Linked DNA regions of Homo sapiens: region 1 is linked to region 2. Evidence: chromatin contacts called from ENCODE Hi-C or POLR2A ChIA-PET data. All regions are on one chromosome and are shown on one strand. The core of a region is the stretch at or near the end of the contact, and the rest is flanking DNA. Distances in the headings are between cores, read along the strand shown. Region 1 overlaps ABTB2 (ankyrin repeat and BTB domain containing 2). Region 2 holds the start of CAPRIN1 (cell cycle associated protein 1).

Region 1 (5,048 bases), core at 1,949-4,448, 290 kb before region 2:
ACATAGCTAGTCAATGACACAGCCGGGCTCTTTGAGCTCTGAAGTCCTCATTTGCCCTGTGGCCTCCTGTCCTCAGGAGTGGCCTGGGTGGGGACGAAGCACATGCAGTGATTTCCTGAGCAAAGAAATGAATGGGTTGGCCCAAGAGGACAAGAGGAACTGAAGCAAGGCCAAAGCATCCCTCACTGCATCTCAACAACTGAGCCACTGGGGGCCTGAAAATAGTAACATTGCCCAGTAGGGTGGCCAGCCAGCTGCGCCTGAGAACTGTGGGGTAGGTATTTGTTTCTCTGCGTGTTTAAAGATAATACCGTATGAAGCACATTGTTTCTCTTCTGTTAGTGTGAATGAAATTGCCTCTGAAAGGTTGTGTGTATTGGTTGCTTAAAATAGCTCAAGAGGAAGAATGTTTGGAAGCTGTTAGCTCCTTGAGTCTATTTCCTTGATTTATGATACCTTGGAGAGTGTGGGACCTCTTCTTGTTTACCCTTCTGGCTTTTTCTTTCTACCGTGTTTGAGTCCTTGTGTCATCATAAGCCAAAGGCATTTGTCACCAGAAAATGTGGCAACCTTTCCTAAGTAATTTAATGGGGGACCCTTTACACGTTTAATCTTTTTCCTTAAAGGGAGGAAAATGGGGAGAGGTCATTTGTTTTGGAAATGGCCATTTCTCTCTTCCAGCTGAAAACGTTCCAAGATCAGAGCAATGGCATTTGCTTGGGAGTAAGAAAAATTTGTTTTATTTTTCCGTTCACACTGAGGCCTGGCCTGGGAACTCATGAGTTTTTGTAGAACTTCCATCTTGTGGTGCCCAGGAGACCTGACAAGCTGTGAGTGAGAGGAGCCACAGAGCTGCTCTGTTCAATACGGCAGCCACTTGCCACAGGTGTATATTTAAATGTATTCAAATTCGATAAGGTTAAAAAAAACCATTTCCTCAGTCATGCAAGTCACATTTCTTGTGCTCCCTCGTCATATGTGGCTAGTGGCTACCATATTGGACAATGCAGATATAGAACATTTCCATCATCGCAGACAGTTCTGTGCAACAATACAGCCATTAGAGTGGGTCAGTGGTGGGTCGCTTGGGGCCAGCTTTCTGGGTTTTCACAGGTCTAAAAATTTCAACCATTCCCCAGCTTCTCAGAAGCCCTCTGTTTGCAGAAACAAGAAGATTCATGGAAATGGAGATTAAGGCCATTGGTTCTTGTGGCTCTAACCTCTGGACCCTTGACACAAGGTCGGGTTTTATCATTTCCAAGCTGCGTGGCCTCAGGCAAGTCACTTAGCCCCTCTCAAGTTGTTTCCTCCTCAGCAAAATGGTGTTTTAAAAAATACCTCCCAGGGATGATGTGACTATTTAAACAAAATAACAAAATGTATATAAAACAGTTAGCATAAGGCTTGGCACACAGTAAGAACTTAGATGTGTTACAATGTTTTACCTGCATTTTCTTCTTTGAGCCACACAGTATCCCGCAGAGGTAGATACTGTTGCTGATTTCAAGATGATGGAAGGGGCTTTAGGGAGTGCTATTGCTACCATCACTGCCACTGTTCCTACTGTTGATATTCCTAGGCTTGGGTTCTGCTTTTTCCTCTAAGGCTCATCTTTCCTACTGAGCTTGTTGACTGGCTTCTTGTCATAAATCAGAGGATGTTTGTTTGTTTGAACTAGGAGGTCTTCTGAGCTTTCATTCAGGGACTGTTTCTTCCACCATGGGAGGTGAGCTCTTTCAGAGGTGTTTGCCTAAAGCTGGCCTATTGGTATCTACCTGGAGAGCCGCCACCTGGACAGCTACTGCCAGGATCTGGGGCTCCTTGGAACTTGAGGTTAAAGTTTTTAGTGCTTCACATGACCTGTGGTCCTTTGGCTGAGTCTAACAGAGGCTTCACTGAGATCTTAGCTGAGGGTGGCTTTGGGAGGAGTATCTCTGAGAAGAGTAGGACCAAAAGAGTCCTCTCTTGAGCTGTAGAAAGGATCCTTCTGAAAAGATATTTGGTCACACCTGGGTCCTGGGTTGGTTCGCACCTTGACTCCCCCAGTCACTTGGCTAGATCATATAGCTAATTATTTAACTTTGCAATACCTCAATCTTCTCATCTGCGAAATGGCGATTATACTAAAACTACCTGGCAGGCTGGTTGTGCGAATTAAATGGGATGATGCTAAGTAAAGCATTTAGCCCAGCACATGGCAGGTAGCAGCCACCAGGTATGAGCTACTGTTGCCATCTTCATTATTGTTGCTTCCCAGCAATGGCATTTGGTGCACTATTTTTTCACGTATTGTTCGCATTTTCTCCTTGAGAATGTCTTATCTGTCTAGTCAGAAAAAGCGACCCAGAAGGGGTTTAGTGTGTAAAGTGAGTGTCTAAGTTAAACTTGCATATTATGGACTCTGTGTGGTCTTTTATTCTTCCTTCTTCCCTTCCCTTCCTTCCTGTCCTTTTTTCTTTTTTTGTTTTTGTTTGTTTGTTTGTTTGTTTGGAGGATGGTGGGGCTAAGAAGCATACTGTGCAGTTATCATAAAGCATGACTGTGCAGTTGTCATTCTGGTACCCCACATGGTGACCAGCCTGCCTCCTTCCTGCTGGTTCCAGCTGTATAACAAGCTAACAAGCACCACCCAGTCAAACAGTGTAATCAGAGCTGGATTATTTCTATAGGATTAATTTGTGGTGTGAAGTGCTCATGTATTTATGCAATTGCCACTCGTTTGCCAACATCCAGAATGTGCTAAATCTGCCACTAGTGATGAAATCCAAATAACTTGGAATCATATGTAGGGAATCCAGTAATTTTCATCACCATTGTTACAAGAGAGGAGTTTAAACTGGGGGAATCCAAATGGCACCGAGAAATGATGATATCCCTGCTTTCCAGGGATGATTCTACTCAGGGAAGCACCAATCTCAAAGAGAAAACAGGAAGGACACAAGGCCAGGATATTGCATGATTGTGTTGCCATTGGTGTAACTGGGTCCTCACTGAGGGCCCTCCCAGGCGACCACACCATCGTCTTTTGTGAGGCTTCTCTGGCACTGACAGATCACTCATAGTTAATGGGTAACTCAGACTCTTCTTGCCAAATAGTTGCTTTGTTTGTTATCTGTGCTGTGGTCGCCTTCATTGTCCCCACAGCCCCTCAGGCCTCAGAAGGATGTGGTGTGGAGTGGGGTGTGGTGACCTCTAGCATGAGCCCACACACTTCTTCCCCTTTCCCTTAAGTCACTCATTGCCGGAGCTGGCTGGTTGCAGAAACATCTTGAAGCACTTTAAAAATTGATGTTCTAGACTGGGTGCAGGTTCTCACACCTGTAATCCTAGCACTTTGGGAGGCCTAGGTGGGAGGATCACTTGTGGCCAGGCGTTGGAGACCAGCCTGGTCAAGATGACGAGAAATGGTGTTTTAAAAAATACCTCCCAGGGATGATGTGACTAAACAAAATAGCAAAATGTATATAAAACAGTTAACATAAGGCTTGGCACACAGTAAGAACTTAGATGTGTTACAATGTTTTACCTGCATTTTCTCCTTTGAGCCACACAGTATCCTGCAGAGGTAGATACTGTTGCTGATTTCAAGACGATGGAAGGGGCTTTAGGGAGTGCTCTTGCTACCATCACTGCCACTGTTGCTACTGTTGATATTCCTAGGCTTAGGTTCTGCTTTTTTCCTCCAAGGCTGATGAGACCCTGTCTCTATATAAAAGTAATAGTAATAAATAAGTTTTGAAAATAACATTAGTATTCTGGAACCCACCCTGAATCTATTAAGTGAAAACCTGTAAAAGTGGGGCTAAGACATCTGTTTTTTTGTTTTGTTTTGAGAGGAAGTCTCCCTCTGTCATCCAGGCTGGAGTATAGTGGTGTGATCTCAGCTCACTGCAAGCCTTGCCCCGGTTCAAGTGATTCTGCCACCTCAGCCTCCCAAGTAGCTGGGACTGCAGGTGCACCCCACCACGCCCGGCTAATTTTTTTTTTTTTTGTACTTTTAGTAGAGATGGGGTTTCACCATGTTGGCCAGGCTGGTCTCAAACTCTTAACCTCAAGTGATCTACCCACCTCGACCTCCCAAAGTGCCAGGATTACAGGTGTGAGCCGCCATTCCCGACCAGAACATCTGTATTTTTTTTTTCTTTTCTTTTTTGAGAAGTGGTCTCACTCTGTCACCCAGACTGGAGTGCAGTGGTGCAGTCTCAGCTCATTGCAACCTCCATCTCCTGAGTTCAAGCAATTCTCCTCCCTCAGCCTCCTAAGTAGCTGGGATTACAGGCATGCGCCACCACACCCAGCTAATTTCTGTACTTTTCATGGAGACAGGGTTTCACCATGTTGGCCAGGCTGGTCTTGAACTCCTGATCTCAGGTGATCCACCCTCCTTGGCCTCCCAAAGTGCTGGAATTACAGGTGTGAGCCACTGTGCCTGGCCGACATCTGTATTTTTAAAGCAACTCTTGCGGCGATTCTAGATAAACGGGCAGGTTTGTGAATTCCATCTACATCACTGGGGGTGGATTTTATTCTGCGCTCCTCTCACAGTATGTATGGGGCAAAGGACCCTCTTGAGGATGTACAGTTTGGGAAAGGCCAGTCTTTGAGGGTCTTCTCTGTGGGTGGTAAGATGGAGATCATGGTTAGGGTGATTTGAGTAGGGGGAGGTGGGGAGAGGTGTTAGAAAGATAACCAATGTTTATTGGATGCTATCTCGTTTAATTTTTCCAACCAAATGTGATGAGTCGGTGGTGATAAAAATATAGGTTGTTATTTGCCGAATGCCTACTATGAGGTGAGCAGGACACTAGTGATTTGCATGCAGTATCTTGTGGAATCCTCACTACAGCCTGTGAGCTGTAGGTCACATTATTTATCCTCATTTTACAAATGAGGAAACTGAGGCCTTGAGATAGTTGAAATGACTTGCTCGAGGTCACCCATACACACAAGTAGCAGAGCCAGCGTTTGAGATTAGTACTGTCAGACTTCAAAGCCCACGTTTTCCATGCTGAAAGTTTTAATCAAAAGCATTAGGCTATTGGGTCAAA
Region 2 (5,644 bases), core at 1,673-4,172:
GATCGAGACAATCCTGGCCAACAGGGTGAAACCCTGTCTCTACTAAAAATACAAAAAATTAGCTGGGCGTGGTGGCAGGCACCTGTACTCCCAGCTACTTGGGAGGCTGAGGGAGGAGAATCGCTTGAACCCGGGAGGTGGAGGTTGCAGTGAGCTGAGATCGCGCCATTGTACTCCAGCCTGGGCAAAAAGATCGAAACTCCGTCTCAAAAAAAAAAAAATTTAAGAAGATACCCAACAGGGTAAACTAAATCATGTGTCAGACTCAGAAGATACTGGCCTTGGGCATGCTTATTCCATTCAACATTTGAATGTAGCTACCTTACACTTAAAATACTTTTGTTACTTTCTTGATGTAACTACATTTACTATTCCAATTACCTATAATAAAACATACATTTATCAAAATAAAGGATTGGGAAAAAAAAGAAATCCCAAGTCCATGAAATTCAAGTAAAACTTCCAACCTTCAATACCGAAGATGAAACAGGGAAGTATCAAATCTAAATGTTTTAAAACTCTCCCAAAATGTAAAATATATAAGTAAAATTAATAAGACCTAAACATCACCAGTTTTCTTCAACTTATTTCCCACAGCCCAAGTTTTAGCCAGTTACTATATCAGCACCTCAAGTAACACTATTAGGTGTCTGGCCACATAAACACTGCAAAATGATTTCCTGGAAATTCAAGATGTTATAAATATGTTTTCCTAGAGGCAGACAAGTAGAAGTTATCAAGGCTTCATTTTACTTTATAAGGTAAAATTCAAGTTAACATGATAGTCACAGACGTAATTACCTCGTTTTTACAAACGACTAATTTGTTTCTCCCCTTCCACCTCTGATCTTACTCATTTTAATTATTCACTCTGCCCAGACCTTTTCTCTACATACATACACACGCCCCTCTAAACAAGAGTTTACACTGTCCTGCGATGAAAGCATAAAACAAAAGGCTGACTTGCAGATGAAGATATACCTCAGTAGTTTGATCTACAAGGACTAAATATTGAATCCAAAAAATCGTGGGTGTGGCTCGATTTTTTTTTTTTTTAGAGGGGGGCCTAAGGAGGCCAGTCGGGGCGGCTGCCTGGTCTCTGCCCTCCCCCTCTGCTTTCGCTTTGTGCTCACAATGCAGCTCCAGTAAAGCGCTTCCCTCTCCCCGCAGCCGCCGCCATGTTAGACGCTCTCTCCATGTGCCCCGAGTCCCAGCCATCCTCTCCAGTCTCCCCAGGACCCAGCCCCCAACGAATCTAAATCGTGGCAGTCCCCCGCCCCTTCACAGTCCCCTAGGAACAAAAAGTCGCTGCAGAAAATCATCTCGCGATTGAGCTGAGCCTGAGGCTCGGGGGGACACCTAAACAATTGAAACAAAGAGGGAAACGCAGGGGAGCCCATCGCATGGGCGCGGGGGTAGCAAATCGAAGACCCATTCAAAATGGGCCTGCCGGAAAGGCAGTTCTACCTTAAGATTCTAAACACACTTCTCTCCTACGGAAGAAGAGGGGACGCTCGACAGGTCTCGAGTGCATGGTAACCGAGCGGACAGACCCCAAGGCTGCAGGACGCAGGCCGCCCCAACTCCACGAGGCGGTCGGTTGAACCCGGAGCCCCCCGCGCAGGGACCTCTTCATTTTGGGCCCTCGTCAGAGAAATCGGGCCTCAGAGACGGAAAGAAGGGCACCATACAGTGAAGTCCTGACGACAGGCCCCCACCCTCACATGTCCCACTCCTAAAGGCCAAAAAGCCGGACCCACAGCGGAAGAGTAATAAAGAGGCCTGGGGTACAGTGCCGCGTCCGAGTCAGGTGACAAGTGCCTCTTCCAAGAGCCCGTTTTCTGGGCACGAAGCTCCCGCTGAACGTGGAGACGGGGCGTGTGGGCCAGGGGGTGGGAGGAGGGGACCTAGTAACGCTCCCGAGACGAAAAGAAGCGAAGGCTCCAGCGACCAGGGTCGGAGGGGCCGCAGAGCCCGGCCGCAGCCACCCCTCCCTTCCCCGCCAACTCCTGGCACCTTTTTCTTCTCCAGGTTCCGAAGTTTCTTGTCGATCACCCCGAGAATCTGCTTCATGGCCTCGGTCTGGACAGCGCCGGTGCCGGTTGCGGGGTGCTGAGAAGCCGGCGCGGCGGCCCCGGCTCCCGCGGCCGCCTCACTCCCGGAGGAACCCGACGGCGGTGGCGGTCCGGACGACTTGCTGCCGCTCCCGCTGTGGCTGGTGGCCGAGGGCATCTTCAGACCGCAAGGAGAGAGAAGAAAAAGCGGGAGGAAGGACAAGAGCGGCCAGTCAGGAGACGGACGGGGCGAGACGCGGGACAAAACGCGCAGCGAGCGGTAGCCTACGCGAGCGGGTGGGGGAGGGGGCGCGGCGCGCCTCGAGGGCAGGAAGAGTGCGCGGGCGCGCGCGCGACCCGCCAGCGGGGCGCCCGGCTGGGCCTCGCACCGCCCCCCGACCCGCCCCTCCCCCGCGGAGCCGCCGGCTCGGCCTACCAGCCCGGGGGCTCCGAGGCTCGCGCCGGAGGCGGGGCATCGCCGCGCCGGCCGCCAACGGCCACTGCAACGGTCCCTACCGGGGAGGGCCGGCTTTTGCCGGCTTCCGGAGAAGGGAGGAAAGAGAGAGGTCGGGGCTTGGGGGCAGAGAAGGGCATGGGAAATGACCGGGGTGGGGTGGGGGGACTTGGGGGCAAGCCCCTCGGAAGCTCCAGCGGGTCCGGAGATAAAGGACACCCGGGCGCAGCGGCCCTCTTCCCCTGCAGCGGCTCGGTCCCGGGTGGCGCTCACCGTGCGCGCGCGGAGGCCGCTGGAAATCACGAGTGGGCAGCTGAGGGGGCAAGGGTGGTGGTCCCTTCCGGGCAGTGTCGCGCGCTCCGTGGGCGCAGGCCGCTTCGCCCTGTCCCGCTGCACCGAGAGCCGCTCCTAGTGAGGCGAGAGCCGGGAGCGGGAGGGACTTAGCCAGCCAGCAGCCCTCTGGGTCGCGAGGGGCGGGAGAAGCGGAGAGCGGGGGCCTTCGCGGCCGCTCGGGCTGCCCGGCGCGAACGCCTGCCCGGAAGAGGCCGCCCGCTAGCTTCTCCGCCGTCCCCCGGCCCCGGCGCTGTGGGGCGCCTCCTGGACGCAGGTGGGGATGGCCCCGGCAAGGCCGAAGGAAAGGCCCCTTGAGTTTTGAGAGCAATCGACGCTAGGGTCCTTCAGGCGAAATCGTTTGACGCCCAAACGGGGACAATAGGTGTCAAGCAGCTGGCTCTGGAGCTGGCAACTGCCCCTTGAAGAGCCCTTATTTGGGGTGGGGGTGGGGGTTGGGGGGCAAAGGTTTCTGCAAGTAAGGGGTGCGTGGGGTGGGTGGTGCGATCCCAGCTTCTAGAATTCCTTCTGTATGCAGAGCGAGCAAACTCCATACCCCAAAACGTCTTTTGAAAAAAAGACAACTCGCCGCTTCCCCACCAAACAATCACCCAGTAACCTAGGAGTTCTCTGTAGAACGTGTCGGACACGGTCATGGTTGGTGGCTTTTTAAATCCTAAAGCTCTGGCCTCACAAAGAGTCTTCAGCTACCCTATGATGTTATACATCCAGTAGGCCTGAGTATTACGAATTATTAGACTTTTGTTTCCTTTTTTTTTAGGTTTACCTAACACTGTAAAGAGAACGTTCAATGAAATACAAAGAAAAAGATGATTTTTTTGCTCCAAGAGAATTATTCCAGCCTTGGGGTGGAGTGGGTGTGGACAGTGAGCAGAAAAACAAGAAACCAAGTTCTGGGAGGAAATAAAATGAATATAATCAGTGGAAAATTCAGCAACGCAATATTGTGTGACAACAGTAAATGACCAATTTATAATTTAAATTCTATGAAAAAGAGATTTAGAAGAGAGTTCTACCAAACCCACTGTTCCCTAGGGAATAAAATGAGTAACGCTGACTGGCAACAGTGCATCCTGAGGGAGCCTGGAGAAACAACAGCAGCCTCCGACCTCAAGATATCCTGGTTAGCTGCAAAGTCTGTTATATATTCATTCAAATATTTATTAAGCACCTTACTGTGTGCTGGGAACTCTTAAGTGCTAGGGATTATGAACAAAACATATTTACATGGAGCTTACAATCTAAGTAAGGGGAAGACAAGTAAATACATGTCAGATAGTGAAATGGTAGAGAAAAGAAAAAACGGTGGTCAGGGAAAGCCTTACTGACATTTGAGCTAGTACTGAAGGAAGTGAGGAAGAAGGCTAAGCAGCTACCTTGGAGGAGGAATTTTCCAGGTAGAGGAAACACCAAGTACTAAGATCTGAGACGGAGTGTGCTTTTTGGGTTCAAGGAACAGCACGGAAACCATAGTGGCAAGAGCAGAGAGTAGGAGATGAGGTCAAACATATTAAAGGGGGCTGGTCTTGTAGGGCCTGAAAGACCACGGTAAGGACTTTGGCTTTTGCTGCATTAGATGGGGAGTCATAGTTTCAAAATTTAGTCACCTAAACCATCCTTAGCACTACGCTGAGCAATTATGCCAGGCCTAGAGGCTAGAAACGGAGATGATAATCCTTTAGCTCCTTGCAACTCAAAGTTTATTCAGCCCAACCTCTCTCACTACCACTATCACTACTATCTTGGACTGCATAGCAGACTTAACTGAATCTACATTTTAACAAGATCTTCAGGAGATTTGTGTGTACATTAAAGTTTCAGAAATCACTGTTTTGTTCCTCGGAATTGACCAATGTCTAAAGTTTTATTGGGAGACATCCAATCCATCTATGCACATCCATTCTATGACTGCCTCTCTGCCATAGCACAGCAGAGTTGAGTACTTGGGTGTGCAACAGACAGTAGGGTGTGCAAAACCTAGAATACTATCTCTTCTTTTACAAAAAAAGTGTTTGCCAATCCCTGGTTTAAAACTACAAAGGGGCCAGGTGAAGGGGCTCATGCCTGTAATTCCAACACTTTGGGAAGCCAAGGCTGGCAGATCACTTGAGGTCAGGAGTTCGAGACCAGCCTGGCCAATATGGCAAATCCTGTCTCTACTAAAAATACAAAAAAATTTGCTGGGTGTGGTGGCGCATGCCTGTAATTACAGCTGCTCAGGAGGTTGAGGCACGAGAACCCGGGAGGCAGAGGCTGCAGTGAGCCAAGATTGTGCCACTGCATTCCAGCCTAAGCAACAGAGTGAGACTGTCTCAAAAAACAAAAAACAACTGCAAATGGTACACATCCATCACAGTTCAACAGAGGGCCCTGTTCGTAGTAGTCACTCAGTAGATTCATGCTGATGCCATATCTCAAGTGTTGCTGATCACTGTACCACAAGAGAACTCAGGAATATCTCAGTCAATTAAATGCTTTAGACAAGTAGATATGCATCACATCTGCTTAAATTCATTGGCCAAAAAGAGTCACATGACCCTATCCAACTATAAGGGAGTCAAGAGATGGTATTCTATCAGATGCCGGGTAGGAAGCAGATGAGCCAGAAATATTTGGTGAATATATGAAGCTGTCACGCTTTCACTTCCTATATCATCCCAATCCCATTTCATTGGTGTTCTGACATTCTGCGTTTGTCTGTTCAGGTCAGCAAGTCCAGAAAGACCAATAAATTTAAGGCAAAGCTGTGTCCTAAAGCTCACTTCCTGCCCAGATCAATGCCAAG

Evidence for each region. Hi-C counts contacts between places; a loop is a spot of excess contacts on that map. ChIA-PET counts read pairs that join two places held with the same protein, here RNA polymerase II (POLR2A). Pooled maps may share reads with other maps.
Region 1: a loop to region 2 is called in a pooled map, with 2.7 times the contacts of the local background. The contact joins the enhancer-like site here to the promoter of CAPRIN1 in region 2. A Hi-C loop is called at or near these places in 2 of 37 single-sample maps with no recorded cell type and 2 of 50 pooled maps. POLR2A ChIA-PET finds 5 or more read pairs at or near these places in 2 of 52 experiments (HCT116 and activated CD4-positive, alpha-beta T cell).

What each region holds. Positions count from the first base shown.
Region 1 is chr11:34,337,486-34,342,533 of GRCh38, reverse strand. The region is part of intron 1 of ABTB2 (ankyrin repeat and BTB domain containing 2); the gene reads left to right. Among named protein-coding and RNA genes, the nearest start is that of ABTB2, 18 kb to the left of the region's middle. Within about 2 kb of position 3,198, at least 3 of the 41 ENCODE cell types and tissues checked have a DNase peak (open chromatin) inside an H3K27ac peak, as active enhancers do.
Region 2 is chr11:34,049,009-34,054,652 of GRCh38, reverse strand. It overlaps CAPRIN1 (cell cycle associated protein 1), which reads right to left and starts at 2,922. Exons shown (of 19, transcript NM_005898.5): 1 at 2,782-2,922; 2 at 2,017-2,232. The coding sequence starts at 2,232. It overlaps LOC101929918 (a long non-coding RNA gene), which reads left to right and starts at 1,326. Exons shown (of 3, transcript XR_931177.3): 1 at 1,326-2,334; 2 at 3,620-3,982. RefSeq lists enhancers at 1,049-1,328, 1,359-1,428, 1,499-1,568, 1,639-1,708 and silencers at 2,319-2,618, 2,659-3,208, 3,068-3,267.